2 separate regions of the Homo sapiens genome follow, and region 2 is linked to region 1. A link is an interaction called in ENCODE POLR2A ChIA-PET data of the cell type or tissue named here. Cell type or tissue: A673. All regions are shown on one strand. Links, peaks and the distances in the headings refer to the core of each region. The heading gives the core; the rest is flanking DNA. Region 1 holds the start of CFAP300 (cilia and flagella associated protein 300). Region 2 overlaps YAP1 (Yes1 associated transcriptional regulator).

The links. ChIA-PET counts read pairs that join two places held together with the same protein. Peaks named below come from ENCODE experiments on the same cell type or tissue, not always from the same donor. Only the 100,000 strongest peaks of a DNase experiment are listed, where the experiment ranks them.
Region 2: POLR2A ChIA-PET joins it to region 1 with 32 read pairs; 3 of 35 experiments call an interaction of 5 or more read pairs at or near these places.

The regions. Positions count from the first base shown.
Region 1 is chr11:102,042,421-102,051,085 of GRCh38, reverse strand. CFAP300 (cilia and flagella associated protein 300) reads right to left here and starts at 3,649. Exons shown (of 7, transcript NM_032930.3): 1 at 3,506-3,649; 2 at 3,190-3,271. The coding sequence starts at 3,615. In A673, for the core only: no CTCF peak of the experiment used is centred there; a DNase peak (open chromatin) is centred at 3,705; H3K4me3 peaks cover 1,312 bases; H3K27ac peaks cover 1,176 bases.
Region 2 is chr11:102,182,949-102,191,613 of GRCh38, reverse strand. It overlaps YAP1 (Yes1 associated transcriptional regulator), which reads right to left. Exons shown (of 9, transcript NM_001130145.3): 4 at 5,483-5,596. Among named protein-coding and RNA genes, the nearest start is that of YAP1-DT, 77 kb to the right of the region's middle. In A673, for the core only: no CTCF peak of the experiment used is centred there; a DNase peak (open chromatin) is centred at 3,623; H3K4me3 peaks cover 2,110 bases; H3K27ac peaks cover 3,161 bases.

The sequences.
Region 1 (8,665 bases), core at 373-8,372:
TACATGTCCCCCTCTCCTTTACTCTCAATATCTTACCATTCCTTAAGCCTTTCTCCTAAATCTGGGCCATACTGGTACTTGACATTATCATGTAACTGTCTAGAGGACAACAGTTTCCAATTTGGTGTCATTACTTCCTGACTCAGTCCTAACAACCCACCCTCCACACTTCTGCCAAGGTGATCTCAATATTTTAACATTTAAAGTCTGTCTTAAAAACTTCTCCTTCTTAGCCAGATAAAGTCCAAATTTCTTTGCATGGCACAAAAGGTCTTCTAAAATATTATCCCACCCATCTCTCCAACATTATCCTTGCCACTTCATCTACCTGATGAATTCCTACTCATCTTTCAGGCCCCGCCTTAAGAGTCCTGTCTTTTATAAATGCTCTTCTGACCACCTCAGTCAAAAATGATCACTTTCTCTTTTGTGTCACCAAAGTACCTTATGCCTCAGGTATGTATTTTATCACTTCTCTCTCTGCAATGCAATTTTTGGTATTTCCCTCCCTTTAATTGTGTCTATTCATCTATATAGACCTAGGAACTAAAGAGATGTTTGCCAGATAAATGTTTCCTTCCATCCATTTATCATCTCAGAAATACATTTTTGGAACATAATTTGTTTTTAAATTGAAAGGGAAAATTCAAAATCTGGAATTCTAGTTTAAACAATACCCTCTGTTCAGTAGTGAGTTTTTGTTGTAGAAACAGCATGGTTTCTAGAGTCAAAATGCCTGGGTTCTGCCCTTTGTTGAATGTTTTTGCATAAATTATGTAACCTTTCTGAATTTTAAGCTATAAAATGGGAGTCAGAACACCAAACCTGGCAGATTGTTGTAAAGATTAATGATAAACATAATATAAAAAGTGCTGACAGCTGAATCTGTGCACACTGGAGTCACTACTGCTATAGAAAAATACTTCATAAAGTAATAGAGAAATTATTTTTTTTTTGAGACAGGGTCTTACTTTGTCACCCAGGCTATGGTGCAGAGGTGCGATCATAGCTCAAGTAATCCTCCCACCTCAGCCCCGCAAGTAGCTAGGACTACAGGTGTGTGCCACCACACCCAGCTAATTAAAAAATTTTTAAAAAATAGCCACAGGATCTCACTATGTTGCCCAGGCTGGTCTCAAACTCCTGGGCTCAAGTGATCCTCCTGCCTCAGCCTCCCAAAGTGCTGGGATTACAGTTGTGAGCCACCATGCCCTGCCTCAGACTTTTTTTTTTTCTTAACATTTCTAGCTCCCCAAACTATACATGCCTTGTAAGCTGGGATCAGGTCTCTTCATCTTTTTATACCCTCTAGAGGGACACAGTAAATATTCAACAAATATTTATTGAATAAATGAATTATACTAAAATTTTTACAGTATTCTAAAATTCAGTGTCCTCAAATCCTGATCTTTAAAAAAAATTATAGACAGCCAGTACTGGTATAAATAAAAAATATAAAAAACTACATAATAATCTAACCATGAGTATTTGAGAAATGTTATTAATGTCATTATCAGTAGCATTATAATATAATGGCACTATAACACCATCTTAGGGAAAGGGAGGTAGACATTTAACCAATTTACTCTCTGTTATGGGTTGATAGTGTCCCCCCAAAATTTACATCCTTCCTGAAATATCACAAAGTGACCTTAGTTGGAATTAGCGTTGTTGCTGATGTAATTAATTAAGATGAGGTTATGCGGGGCCCTTAATTCAATATGACTGGTGTCTCTATAAGAAGAAGAGATGCAGACATATGAAGGGAAAAGGCTATGGGACTGACAGGAAGAGAAGAAAGTTCTGCAGCTGCAAACTAAAGGACGCCAAGGGAGGGTGGCAACCGCCAGAAGGCAGGAAGAGGCAAGGATGGATTCTCCCCTACAGGTTTCAGAGGAATGATGGCCCTGCCAGCACCTTGATTTAAGACTTCTAGCCTCCAGAACTATGACACAATCCTACCTAATGTTCTCCTTTCTCCATTTCCTCCTATTTTCTTTACTGCCCTTATCACTATATGAAATAATCAGATTGTTTTTTCATTTATTGTAGTCTTGCCAAGGCCCGTACAATCTTTGACAGCTGGGCTCTTGTCTTGTTCCTCCTCGTATCCCCAGCACTGGAAGGAATTCCTAGCACATGATAGGCCCTCAGGAAGTGTTTGTTATGCCAAACTATAAACTACAGTCAATGCATGAAGGACATGAATGGCAGAGAATGAAGATAACTTCATAAACTGTAACAGTATTTTCCATTTGATTGAGGAGAAAAAAAAAACAGGATTGAAAATAATGGACTAAATTTTAACAAACACACCAAAACTTAAACTTTCAAGTGAGTTTTACCTCTCTCAAAGTAGTCACCTCTAGTAGTCAAAAGACTTATTCAAATCACTGTGCTACGGCTTCATACTTTTTTGGGGGAATTCCTCATTTGGAACTGTTGGTAGAGCCTGAAGCCCAGTTCTCAGAGTGGGTGTGATGTTGAGAAAAAAATCGAAAGTAATTTGGAGCTAGTAAATAAAGCGGCGATAAAGCTGTGTGATAATATTTAAAATATTTTAAAATGAGATGTGCCTATTGAAAAAGAGAGGCTGGGGGTGGTGGCTCGCCTGTACTCCCCAGCACTTTGGGAGCCCGGGGATTCAAGACTAGCCTGGGTAACATAGTGAGACTCTGCCTCTAAAAAAATTTTTTTTAATTAGCTGGACGTGGTGGCCTGCACCTGTAGTCCCAGCTATTCAGGAAGCTTGAGCCCGGGAGGTCCAGGCTGCAGTGAGCTGAGATGGTGCTACTGCACTTTATTCAGCCTGGGTGACAGAGAAAGACCCTGTTTCAAAAAATAAGTAAATAAAATAAAATAAAACAAAATAAAATGAAACAAAAATAAACAAAGGGAGAAACTAATCTTCTAGAGAGCGCGCGATCTTCCAGAACTGCAAAGTTCCCCGAGGCAAGATACAAGATGCTGAAAGTAGAGAAAGAATGAACTAAATGGCAAACAAATTTATGATGACTGATTCGAAACGTAAAAGTTCCTTTAAAAAAATCATTTGCACCTTTTATTACTCCCAAACGCCAAGAAAACGACGTCAGTAAGGAATAGCGTGTTCACAAGAATCTATGCCAACTTGGGGGGAAGTTTAAAAATCCGCAGAGACCCAGGGAACTCTCCGACCCCCATACTAACCATAACGAAATCATCCTTCCGATAGGACTGAAAGGTCTGGTCAAAGCCGAACGCCTGCGCCTTGATTCTGCCCAGCATGGACCTGGGGCAGAGGAGGAAAAAGAAATCATCTGGGGGCTGGCACCCTCTCAGAGCGCACCGATAACCGATCCCACCCACAGCATCCGCCCTTCCCGGGTGGTTCGGGGTTCACTCAGGAAGCCTCAGGGTTCACTCAGAATGGCGCCGACCCGCGCGGGCCCCTCGACGCCCGGCCTGCGCCTCCACAGCCGCGAAGACCAAGGGCCTCTTCTCTCCCTGTGCCTCGGTTCCTCACCACTGGCGGAGCCGGCTGGTGATCTCCTTAGAGCTCAGAGACTGGAAGGTTTTCTGAGGCAAGAACCTGAAGTAGTAGCCACCCAAGTCCCCGAGCTCCCCAGTAGCCATCGTGCTCTCGGCTGGGTGGATGCCTGGGCCGTTTCCATGGAGACGCGGCGGCCGTCGTGTCGGAGCGACGCTGCGGGGGCGGGGCCACACGTCTCTAGGGACCCAGGAGTTCCGGCCTTGCCGCCGCGGGTGCAGGGAGGGAGGTTAGCCTGTCTTTCCCAGGAGCTTGTGCCACTCCACTCCCCAACCCCGGGCTTGGCGGTTAGGGAAACTAGGGGTCGGGGATGGAGACAAATTGCCAATCGATACTTGTTGACATTAACTTTTAATAATAATTACTCAGCATGGGTTAATATTCTAGTCTCAAGAGCTATAACCTCAGATTTACAGTTATCTACGTTTGATGACTCAAACGTTTCTGAAGAAAAGATTATTCTGAATTAATTAGGTTTATCTATTTTGGAAGACAAATGTCTATGTGACTACTTAGGAAACTATTCTGTTTTACCATCTGTTTTTTTTTTTTTTTCCTTAAAATGTACACTTGAAGGCCAAAAAAAAAAAAAAAATGTTTCCATACACAGTACATTACAACATGCTGTTTATTTATTTTTGTTTTTTAGACCACTTTTGTTCTGGTATGCGTGCTGTTTAATAGAAAACACACTTTTCTTATTTTCTATTGAAAATTATCTTCGTTTCTACTTTTTTTTTTTTTTGAGATGGAGTCTCGCTCTGTTGCTCAGGCTGGAGTGCAGTGGCGCGATCTCGGCTCACTGCAACCTCCGCCTCCCGGATTCAAGTGATTCTCCTGCTTCAGCATCCTGAGTACCTGGGATTACAGGCTAAGTTTTTGTATTTTTAGTAGAGACAGGGTTTCCCCATGTTGGCCAGGCTGGTCTCGAACTCCTGACCTCGAGTGATCCGCCCGCCTCGGCCTCCCAAGGTGTTGGGATTACAGGCTTGAGCCACCGCACCCGGCCTGTTTCTATGGTTTTTATTTTTGCCTTATAGCAGTGCATTTGGACTTCAGAATGGAGGGATAGTTCTTTTCCATCTCGTTGCTTTCTCTCCTTTTCCCCTAGCCCTTAAGAACTTGATTATTTTTTAACAGCATTAGCAGAAGAAGAGACAGGGAACAAAGACAAAAAAGAGAAACAGAGGGAGAGAGAGATAGATTATTCCTTTTCATTGATGTTTAGTATTCTGTTACTTGACTATACTACAGTTTATCCTTTTGGGCTGTTTCCTCTTTGAGGTTGTTATGAAAGCAGCTATGAACATTCCTGTGTATGCCTTTAGATGGACTTATGCACCATTTCTGTTGGAAATACATCCAGGATTGGAATTGCTCAGTTACATGGCATAAGTATGTCTAGCTTTACTACATACTGTCAAAAAGTTTTCTAAAGATCAGTTTACATCCCAACCAGCAATGAATGAGATTTCCCGTTGTTCAACATCCTTGCCAACACATAGTATTGCCAGTCTTTTAAAATTTTAGCCATTCTAGGGAGTTTGTATTAATTTTTTATTGTGATTTCAGTTTGCATTTCCTTGATAGTTAATGTTGCTGAGCAACTTTGCAATATGCTGGGTCATTTGGATATCTTCTTTAGTGAAATGCCTATTTGAGTGTTTTGTCCATTAGGAGGAAGAAGGGTTGTCAGTCTTTTTCTTACTAATGTTTAGGAAGTTTTTATATAATATGGATATGAGCCCATTGCCAGATATACATATTGCGAACATTCTCTTTGCTTGTAGCTTGCCTGTAGCTTTGATGCTCAGAAATTCTTAATTTTAATGAAGTTGAATTTATCAACTTTCTTTTTTATGTGTCAGGTTTGATTTCTGCCTAAACAAAGTCAAGAAGATAGTCTCGCATTTATGTCCATAATCCATCTCAAAATAATTTTTTGAAGCTGAAGATTAGTTCTTTCCCTGTGGTTTTTCAGTAGACGCAGCTCTATATATTGGTAAGACTATTTCTAATCCAGTGAATTGCTGTGGCACTTAAAAAAAAAATCAAGTGAGTGTTTTTGTTCTTTCTATTCAGTTTATTGGACTGTCCTTACACAAATGCCACATTGTGTTAATTACTGTAGGATTATATAAAGATGTGATATCTGATGGTATAAGTTGTCTAACTTTGTTATTCTTTTTCTTCAAGATTGCATAGGCTGTTGCTGTTTCATTTCTGTATAAATTTTAAATTGGGTTTATCATTTTCCATCAAAGAAACCTGATGGGATTTTTTTTTTTTTTTTTTTTTGAGACAAGAGTTTCACTCTTGTCACCCAGGCTGGAGTGCAATGGCGTGATCTCGGCTCATGGCAACCTCCGCCTCCCAGGTTCAAGTGATTCTCCTGCCTCAGCCTCTGGAGTAGCTGGGATTATAGGTGCCCGCCACCACGCCTGGCTAATTTTTGTATTTTTAGTACAGACGGTGTTTCACCACATTGACCAGGCTGGTCTTGAACTCCTGACCTCCGGTGATCCACCTGCCTCAGCCTCCCAAAGTGCTGGGATTACAGGCGTGAGCCACTGTGCCCTGCCCATCTGATGGGATTTTAATTGGAATTGCATTGACTATCTACATGAATTTAAGGAGAATTAACCTTGTAACAATATTGTCTTCTAAACTATAATAAATATCTATTTATTTAGATCTTTAATTTCTGTCAACAATATTTTATAGTATTGAGTGGAAGAGTATTGATATCTTTCATTAGATCAATGATTCTCAATCAAGGTTAATTTTGCTTCCCTCAGGGACACTCAACAATGTTGAGATATGTCCCAACTGAGGTGAGAAGTGCTGTTGGCATCTAGTGGGTAAAGATCAACTATCCTGCTAAACATCCTGCAATGTACGGGATAGGCCCCCACAACAAAGACTGATCTGGCTCAAAATGTTGATAGTACCAAGGTTGAAAAACCCTATTTTAGTCCGGAAGTGGTAGCTTATGCCTGTAATCCCAGCATGTTGGGAGGCTGTGGCAGGCAGATCACTTGAGACCAGGAATCAAGACCAGCCTGGGCAACATGGTGAAACCCTGTCTCTACTGGAAATACAAAAACATTAGCTGAGTGTGATGGCACATGCCTGTAATCCCAGATACTAGGCTGAGGCATGAGAATCACTTGAACCCGGAGGTGCAGGTTCCAGTGAGCCGAGATCACACCACTGCACTCTAGTCTGGGTGACGAAGTGAGAATCTGTCTCAAAAAAAAAAAAAATTGCATTTTTTTGGTGCTATTATAAGTGACACTTTAAAATGCTTATTTTCTTCCTGTTTGTTGTATTATATAGTTATACAATTTATTTTGTATATTGATGTTGTATCCAGACACCTTGCTAAATTATCTTTTTATTTCTCATGGATTGTTAGTTTTTTTTGGAGTTTCTCTATACACAATTGTGGTATCTGGTTATAAGAAGAGCTTTACTTCATTTTGTTTAATATTTGTGCCACCCCCCCAGCTGCCCCCAATTACTTTAGTGCACTGGCTATGATGTCCAGGATAATGTTAAAAAAGAAGTGGTAGTAGAGGACATTCTTGCTTTGTTTACAACATCATAGCAAAAATGTTCGGTTTTGGGTTATTTATTTTTGTGTTTATGTTTATGTTTATTTTTTGATTAAATTTTTTTTTACCATTACATAGGGTATAAACTGTAGGTGTTTTAGTTGATACCTGTTATCAAATTGAGAAAATTTCCATCAATTTTTTTTGAGATTTAAAAAATTATGTAAAAGCGTTAATTTTTTTCACATTTACCAAATTGACCATATGTTTTTTCTTCTTTATTCTGTTAATGTAGTAAACTAATTTGTTTTGTTACTGTGAAGCCAACTTTGCATTTATATAATAAGCCCCAGTTTGTTATACTTTTCTTAAAAGCACATTATTAAATGTGATAATACCATGTTTAAGATGTTTGATTCTATGTTCATGAGAGATATTGGTTTGTGATCTTCCTGACCGTTATATGCTTGTTAAGTTTTACTACTATTAATGTTTTCCTGACCTTCTACAAGGAGTTGAAAAGTTTTGTCTAATTTTCTATTGCTAAACTTTTTTTTTTTTTTTGAGATGAAGTTTTCCTCTGTCGCCCAGGCTGGAGTGCAGTGGCACGATTTTGGCTCACTGCAACCTCCGCCTCCCAGGTTCAAGAGATTCTCCTACCTCAGCCTCCTGAGTAGCTGGGATTACAGGTGTACATTACCATGCCTGACTAATTTTTGTATTTTTAGTAGAGACTGGGTTTCTCCATGTTGACCAGGCTGGTCTTGAACTCATGACCTCAAGTGATCCTCCTGCCTCGGCCTCCCAAAGTGCTGGGATTACAGGCGTGAACCACCGTGCCCAGCCTAAACTTTCTATAATATTGGTAATATGTATTTCTTAAATGCTTTTTAAAATTGTGCCAAAAAGAAAACTCCATCTATGACTGTTATAGTTTTTAAGGAATTTGAACACCTCATCTAGATTTTCAATTTTATTAGCATAATATTATTTCTTACATTTAAAAACTTATCTTTTAAATGTTTGTGGAATCTATAATGGCGTTATTTTTTAGTTTTAATATTGATGATTTATTTATTTTCTTTTTTTCTTGACCACCCTTGCCAGTGGTTTATCGATGTTATTCTTTTTTTTTTTTTCAGATGGAGCTTTGCTCTGGTTGCCCAGGCTGGAGTGCAATGGGGTGACCTTGGCTCACCACAACCTCTGCCTCCTAGGTTCAAGTGATTCTCCTGCCTCAGCCTCCCGAGTAGCTGGGATTACAGGCATGCGCCACCACGACGGCTAATTTTTGTATTTTTAGTAGACACACGGTTTCACCATGTTGGTCAGGCTGGTCTCGAACTCCTGGCCCCAGGTGATCCACCCGCCTTGGACTCCCAAAGTGCTGGGATAACAGGCATGAGCCACTGCGCCTGGCCGTGGCCTTGATGTTATTCTTGACAACCAACCAACTTTGGCTTTGTTGAATTTCTATATTGCATGTTTGCTTTCTACTTAGTTGATTTCAGTTCTTATCTTTATTGTTTTATTCTTCTGTTGAGTTTAATTTGCTGACCTTTTTCTAGGTTATTAATTT
Region 2 (8,665 bases), core at 495-8,494, 140 kb before region 1:
TACAAGATGCAAGTGCATTAACCACTATTTTTCTCCCTCTCAAATTTTCATGTATCAGCATTAGTAGGTATTTCTGAAAGATTAACTGCATTGAATCTAAATTTCTTTTAAATTCTAGGTATCAAAAGATCAAATTCAAATTTCAGTTTTGCCATTTAACTATATAACCTTGGGTATAATTTCCCTGATCTCAGAGGGGCTCAGATTTTAGACCATATTCCCTAACTCTCCCAGCATTTAAAAAAAAAAAAAAAAGTGTTGGTGGTCCGAGGAATCGTAATGGCTGTGTGGTGCTATGGCACTTAGCGGGCCAGGGATGTTGAATGTTCTGCAGTGATCAGAAGAGTAGCATTCTCCCCACTGAAAAAATGATGATTAGAGGACTCATTATGAGGGCCAAATTTTGTGAGTTTTATCAGTTAATAATTTTTTTTTTTTTTGAGATGGAGTCTCGCTCTGTTGCCCAGGCTGGAGTGCAGTGGTGCGATCTTGGGCTCACTGCAACCTCTGCCTCCCAGGTTCAAGCGATTCTCCTGCCTCAGCCTCCTGAGTAGTTGGGACTATAGGTGCGTGCCACCAGCCCAGCTAATTTTTGTATTTTTAGCAGAGATGGGGTGTCACCATGTTGGCCAGGATGGTCTTGATCTCTAACCTCATGATCCATCAGCCTCGGCTTTTGAGATGGAGTTTCGCTCTGTCTCCCAGGCTAGAATGCAGTGCACCATCTTAGCTCACTGCAACCTCTGCCTACCGGGTTCAAGTGATTCTCAGTGCCTCAGCCTCCCAAGCAGCTGGGATTATAGGCGTGTGCCATCACACCTGGCTAATTTTTGCATTTTTAGTAGACGGGGTTTGACCATGTTGGCCAGGCTGGTCTTGAACTCCTTACCTAAAGTGATCTGCCCACCAGGGCCTCCCAAAGTGCTGGGATTACAGGCGTGAGCCACTGCATCCAGCCTGTTACTAATTTTTATTTTTATTCTTAATTTTTTGAGACAGAGTCTCTGTTGCCCAGGCTGGAGTAGAGTGGCATGATATTCACTCACTGCAACCTCTGCCGCCTGGATTCAAGTGATTCTCATGCCTCAGCCTCCTGAGTGACTACAAGCGTGCACCACCACTCCCAGCTATTTTTTTCTATTTTTAGTAGAGATGGGGTTTCACTATGTTGGCCAGGCTGGTCAGGAACTCCTGGCCTCAAGTGATCCATCCACCTTGACCTCCCAAAGTGCTGGGATTACAGGCATGAGCCACCGCACCTGGCCATCTGTTAATAATTTTTAGCTCGCAATAGCTCTTTTTATCTAAAACACACATCTTTTCCTCTGTACGCTAAGTAATTAATGTAGTCCATAACCAAATACTGACAGCCCAGGATAACCAGGAAAGACTTGAGTTGATAAGGGGAAAAAAAGCCTCAAACCTCAAAACAAAACAAAACAGAACAAAAAAAACCTCACTTTTAGCATACAGCTATCAAGAGACTTGCTTTGATAAAATTTAAATAATTAGATGCTGACATTCTCTTTGCTCAAGACTCCATTAATAAAGTTACCAATTTGGTTTCTAGAGACTTCAGTGGTTTTCCCCCAACACTAATAGGATGGATTCTTAGTTATTTAGTTGGTTGTTAGGTGCATTTTCATCAAAAGGAAAATATTATTTTTAACAACAGAAATATTTGGCTTAAAAAAGAAAAAATGTTAATGAATGTCTCAAAATTTTTATAGATATTTAATTATTAATGCCAAATATTTAACTCTGATGAAAAAGAAGTCTCAACAACCTTCGGCTTTAGTCTTATTTTAATAAATTGCATATAGGTATTTGTATTTTACTTATCCTTTTATTTCTTATTTCAAGACATTATAGTAACACATACACACGTGTATGTAAATGCACAGAAAGCAAGTTTTGGGAAACTGAAACAAAGGAACCAAAATCAACCTATGAGGTTTAATACCTCTGACATTTCTACACATAGAATTTCTGTGCACAGAACTGTAGTTAGGAATTAAATATTCTGTTTTTGTCACTCTGGACTGTTCATTACTTGCTTTAAAATTCAGAAGTATAATTTTTTCCCCAAATCTCTTGCTCCAATATTTTGTTTACACCAAATATTTTTATCCCAGTGGTGCCATCAGCACTTATTTCCTAAAACACAGATTGGTAACAATATTTTAATACATCTTTTTATAATATAAACAATAGCGAAAATAACATTAAAGATCAGTTTATCAACTATTAGTGTTTTAAAGATCTTTTTTCATTCTGAACAGCAATTATAATTTCATTGTGTTTTCATTAGGCCTTTTACTGGAAAATGTCCATGACTGTATTATATACAGTAATAGATCTACAACATACAAGGTGATGTTTAAACCTGAGACTCATGTTTGCCAGTACAAAATCTCCAGGGAAAAAAAATCACCTCCTATGTGTTTATATGAAATAATTTAATGGCTTGCATAATACTCAAGGAACCATTTTCTTGAACAAAGAGTAAAAACACTCCTAATATGACTCCTTAAAAAAACAAACAAAAAAAGCCCTATTTTTCTTAAAACTCAATAAACATCAGGGCATCCTTATTGCCATCTGATGTCACTTCATGATTTGTTATAAATTACTAATGAATTCTCTAAAATTAAAATATTAAAGAAATAGCTTTTAAATGTTAAAGAAAAAAATCATTAAAAAACCCAATCCACAACAAATTACTCTTTTATTCCCTAAAATTACATAAATAACATTAATTTCATGTGAGATGTGAAGGATTGATACTATAAATATAGTCATGTGTCACTTAATAACCAGGATATGCTTTGTGAAATGGATCATTGGCAATTCTGTCACTGTGCAAACATCTTAGAGAGTACTTACACAAACCTAGATGGTATAGCCTACTACATGCCTAGGCTGTAAGGTATAGCCTATCGCCCCAAGCTACAGAACTGTACAGCCTGTTAGTGTGCTGAACACTGTAGGCAACTGTAGCACAACGGGTAGTATTTGTGTATCTAAACATAGAAAAGTTACAGTAAAAACACAGTATTAGAATCATATAGGACCACGACTGTATATGTGGTCTGCCGCTGACTGAAACGTTATTATGCAGCAAATGAAGTGTAATTACTAAATATGTTTAATCTTAAAGCAAATGGCTATATTCTAACTATAATTAATCTGAAAGCATCTGATAAATAAACATATAAAAGGGGTTGTTTGAAGGAGCTAAAATTAAGCTTCTCTAGGGGCTTAGCTCCCATTCTAAGACACTGAAAGACACACATCTACTTGACTTAAGCCAAAAATTGATAAATATTTTAATATAGATTTGAAGAATATCGAAAAGCAAACTCCACAATCATGAAAGCAATATCCTACACCATTTGTTTGTGTTTGTATGGCCCAAAGGGTCAGAAACAAGGGGATAGTTTATATTTCTTTGGCAGAGATAAAACATAATCCACTATGCAGAACTTCTGATTTCAAGGAAAACTTCAAATCCAGCAGCTAACAGCTTGTCTCTATTTGCTGTCACTCTAGATCAGAGAAACCCACACGTTTTTTTCTTTCCTGCCCCCCTTCAGTTACACTTGAGCTCTCTGAGTGAAAAGGTCTGGAACAGATTAAAAGTCGGGCCACAAAATAAAAAGCTCTGGCATATTGTCAAGCCTGTCTGGAATACACACACGGTGGGCCCAAAAAGGGAAACTAAATGCAATAAGAGAATTTTATGAAACTTTTTCTGGGCACATCTAACTGTATGCCTGTGTGTACATAACGTGCTGGAGGGTGGTAGTGTTTTTTTAAAGTACCTCCTCCTCTTAAAACAAAAGACCAAGCTGTGTGTGTAATCAATAGTCTACTTAAGCTTACAGAAAAGTTGTTTTATTTCACTGTTTTAAAGGAAAAAATTTTTTTCTTTAAAAAGCTTTGTTCTTCCTGATCTCTGCAGTTGGTAAAGCGTTCGTCATCATCTTTCATAACCTTATGTCAGGGAAAAAAATTCCGCAACACCATTCTTCAGAATTTCCAAAATGTGGAGAAACTGAATTCATTCATTTCATTAGAGATAATTTAAGGAAACATGGCTGTTATTGTTCCAGTCCAAACAATTGGCCGCATTTATTAAATTCTCTATCTTACTTGGTTTCCTGTTCCAATCACAAGGGCTAATTCAAATAGTAAACAGAATCTGAAGTTGCAAATTATTAACATACCTCATTACTTTTTTTAACACCCAAACAGGTCTTGAAGCTTAAAAGGACAGTATTTAAGCCAAACCGGTTATCTGTCAAAATGACATCACTGCCCTGATCCTGCCATTGACTTAACTTGAACAGGGGGTTCAGTCAGTTTGGGGCAAACTTGAATTTATTTTTTTAAAGGTATATATAAGACACAAAATAACTGCTCATAATATTCCCGATGGAGAAGTTATTTTATCCAACCAGCTCCAGATACAGTTTTTTCTTTTTTCCCCCCGCAGGGTTGTGTTTTCATGGCATTCACAGAGTTAATTCCTCTTTCCCGTGAGGGCCCCGCAGTTGTTGTTAGGTCAAACCCTGTAAAGCTTCAAAGGTTCCGAGTCCCCTCAGTCTGACCTATTCAGTGATCTGCACATTGTTTTCATTTAGCTGCATCTAGTCCAAGATGAAGCTTCAAAACCACAATTATCTGCTCTTTTTTAGATGCATATTCCATGGCCTTGGAAAAATATCTCAGAAACCCAAATGAAAAACTGAAAACAGTTTAAAACACACACACACACACACACACACACACACACATTTTTTAAAAAGCACTGAAGAACTGGTTACACCCTTATCAAAATGTACACATTTGGAAGGGGAGGGGTTCCTTTGTGCAAATGTGATTTATTCATGAGATCTGGAGGGGAATATGGCTTTCTTTGTTTTCTGAATGAAGAAAAAAAAACATTTATTTTTCGAGAGAGACAGAAGAGGGGGCAAAATGCTTTCACTGGGCCATTTCTGGGGTGACATGTTCCTCCTTAGGATGGGAAACACTACAACACCCAGGCATAAGATGGTACTCATCACTCTCAGAACCTAAGCACAAGCAGACATCAGGTCACTGACAAAAGCTGGTACTCCTGGTCTGAGGTGTTGCATGACAGCCTGATTATTATTGCAGCTAAAAAAAAAAAACATTTTAAAAACAATCACTGTGTTTCTCCCAAAATGTGAAAGGAACAAGTGATTCTGGTTAGTCGGCCATTATGACATTCCCCCACCCCAACCTGAGGAGCCCTAAAAATCTGATTCAGATCTAAATTTCTCAAGTTTACAATGAGAAGGATAAAAACACTACTGGTAAACATTGGGTGGGCAGGGTCATTTTTTAATACTATAAAGCAATGCGATTTTATTTAAATGTGCTTTCCGAAGTATATTTACAAAAAAAATTAGCAACCAAAAGCATCTAAAAAGGTTTTGAGATGAACCTTTACCAAAACGAGGGTCAAGCCTTGGGTCTAGCCAAGAGGTGGTCTTGTTCTTATGGTTTATATAGTAAATTTCTCCATCCTGAGTCATGGCTTGTTCCCATCCATCAGGAAGAGGACCTATAATACAGAAAAAAAAAAAAAAATCATGGTTTTTATTTGGTGCACCTAAAAAAAAGTGGGAGGGGGTACTAATTTAAAAAGAAAACACATCTTAACATAAAACAATTCATTGAAACATATTTAAGGCTGTGTTCAGAGAAGAAAGGTAAACCTATATACCTGCTTCTTCTCCACTAAAAAGAAACCACCAAATAATAAAATGAATATTCCTCAACACAGAGATGAAGAAAAAAAATTTTTTTCCAAAAAATCCTTTTGGAAGTCATGGCCCAAATAATTACTATTACTGTTAACATAAGACACGGAAGAGCTTGCAGCTCAGAAACTACCACCCAATCCAATCAGTTTTGTGACAATACCTTCCTAGGAACACCAAGGTTCATTAATAAGAAATACATGCAAGTATTTTTAGAACGTTGAAAATATCATAAACATTCTATTTAATATAAAGCACATTTTAGCTAAGACAGCCAAGCTCTATTTATTTCCATGTTTTATGTGAGTGGCTCACACCAAGAAAACTGTAAGACAGAAAGCTACAGTCCAAACAAAGCTTATTTTTCAGCAGACCAGAAATTGCTAATGGGTTGGGGTTGCAATTTGAAGTTTAAGCTTGTTGGAGGCTTGGGAGGAGGCAAGATAAGTGCTAAAGTTGTTGGAAGGCAAACTTTAAGGAACATCATTTGAGAGATAGGACTAAAGAATACAGTTAACTCTAAAAGGATTTTCCTATCTTTATAGGAATAGAGAAGTCAAGACAATTGCTCTTGGGAGGTAACAGCAATGAAAAGAGAGGCCCAGAATAAATAACTAAAGTATTCAAACATAATTCTTCCTGATTTCCTTGTCCCTCCCAACTCCCCCAGTTCCCATTTCCAACAGGAATCAAAAGAGGCAGGGCAGGAGATACAAACTGGGATGGTCAGTACATGGCTAAAATCTTTTCTTCTGTGGACTAACATGAATTGAACACTTATCTTGTGCTAGTCATTGTTCTTATATATTATGTACATTAATTCATTTAATTCTTACAGTAAACAAATGACATAAGCAGTAGTACTACTTATTCTAATGAGGAAACTGAGGCACAAAGTGCCAGGTTGATCAGTCTGGTACAAGATCCCAAAGCTAGTTAGTACCAGGAATGGTACTCAAAGCCAGGCAGCGTGATTCCTAACCCACTGACTGCTCTTCACAACTATACTTCTTTTCACTCATCTCCCACAGATGACCAGAGCCTAAGTATCCCTCCTATGCACAAATAGAACAATTCCCTTCTTCCTGTATTGGCAGTCCACACCAGTCTCATGGGTGATGCTGAATAAGTAACTTTGGTTAAACTGACCACTCACACAAGGCCCATGGGACCCAAAGTCCTATTTTTAGGCCAGTTTCATTCGTATTAGGAACAGATCAATTTGCAGCTGCATTTTCAAAGGTCTACTTTGATGGGGTAAAATCCTGTTAGGAAATGCAGACGTGTGGAATTAGTTTTCTCCATGCCTAGAATCCTTAGGAAGGCTCCCCTTCAGTCCTGGATGTGTAGTACACACTACTAACCAAGTCCAGAGGTAGAATTTGTTGTACACATCCCAAGTTTACCAGAGGCTGAATGAGAAGCAAACCTGTTTATCACATGTATATCAAACCTTTTCTCACCAGCTTTCACTGTCATTTTGGGCTCTATTTCCTCCCCAGAAAGACAGAACTCCAAAACTGAATATTAATGGTTTGCTACTATCTTTAACTGTAAAATGGCTGAATTATAAAAAGCTTTTGCAAAACAACTAACTGTATTTAAAATTTTTAGGCACTGAAAATACCATGTGACTATACATGGTGATGAACAAGTCAATAGCAATCACTGAATGCCTTTGGGAGCCTCAACTCAACAACCCCAAGATCTCATTGTAGCTTTCTTTTTTTTTTTTTTTTTTTGAGACGGAGTCTCGCTCTGTCGCCCAGGCTGGAGTGCAGTGGCGGGATCTCGGCTCACTGCAAGCTCCGCCTCCCGGGTTCACGCCATTCTCCTGCCTCCGCCTCCCAAGTAGCTGGGACTACAGGCGCCCGCCACTACGCCCGGCTAATTTTTTTGTATTTTTAGTAGAGACGGGGTTTCACCATTTTAGCCGGGATGGTCTCGATCTCCTGACCTCGTGATCCGCCCGCCTCGGCCTCCCAAAGTGCTGGGATTACAGGCGTGAGCCACCGCGCCCGGCCCTCATTGTAGCTTTCAAGCCTGCTTGAATATATGGGTTTCATATATGTGGTTTAAACACACACACACACACACACACACACACACACACACAGAAACAGCATTATTCCCCACCTTAGCTGTCTGAATGAGAGCCACAAGAGATACCTAGGATACAAACCAACCTTCCCTACCTGCTCCACTCACTTCATTTTGTAAATTCCACTTATATTCTCTCCGATGGGTCTGCCACAGTCCATCTCAGAGAACTCAGCCATCAATACTTACCAGCTCTCTTTTTTGACCACTTCCTCAGTAACTGGCTTGTCATCTCTTCTCACTCCAAGGTCCTCTATCAGTCACCAGGGGTTTCTCTTCTTAAAATATTTTCGATTCATCTTTTAAACATGTCATTCATTCTTACTAAAGAACATTCCTATTGCTCTCCATCAAGAGGAAAATGCCTAAATTCTTTACTAGCTGGATTCATTTCTGAAGTCTTCTTCAGATACCCAGTTTTCCCACCAACTTTCCATAAAATCATGCCATCTCCTTGTATATGCCGTTCCCATTATCACAAATACTCTGCATCCCCTACCTCCTAAACTCTTAGTCATCCTGCAAGAGACAGCTCAGATGTCACTTCTTTAATTCAGCCTTTCCATACTACCTCAGACAGAAATTAGTTTCCTCTTCCATTCTCCATGCACATTTAACAGGTAGAATTGTAATTACTTGATTACATATCTGTTCTCCTGGCAATGATCAAGTCATTCTTCTTTACAAGCTTGTAGGCTAATACCTGAATAGCTGCTCAATAAATGTTTGATGGAAGAATCAATGTCTTGCCTTTTAAGTAATACTTTGAA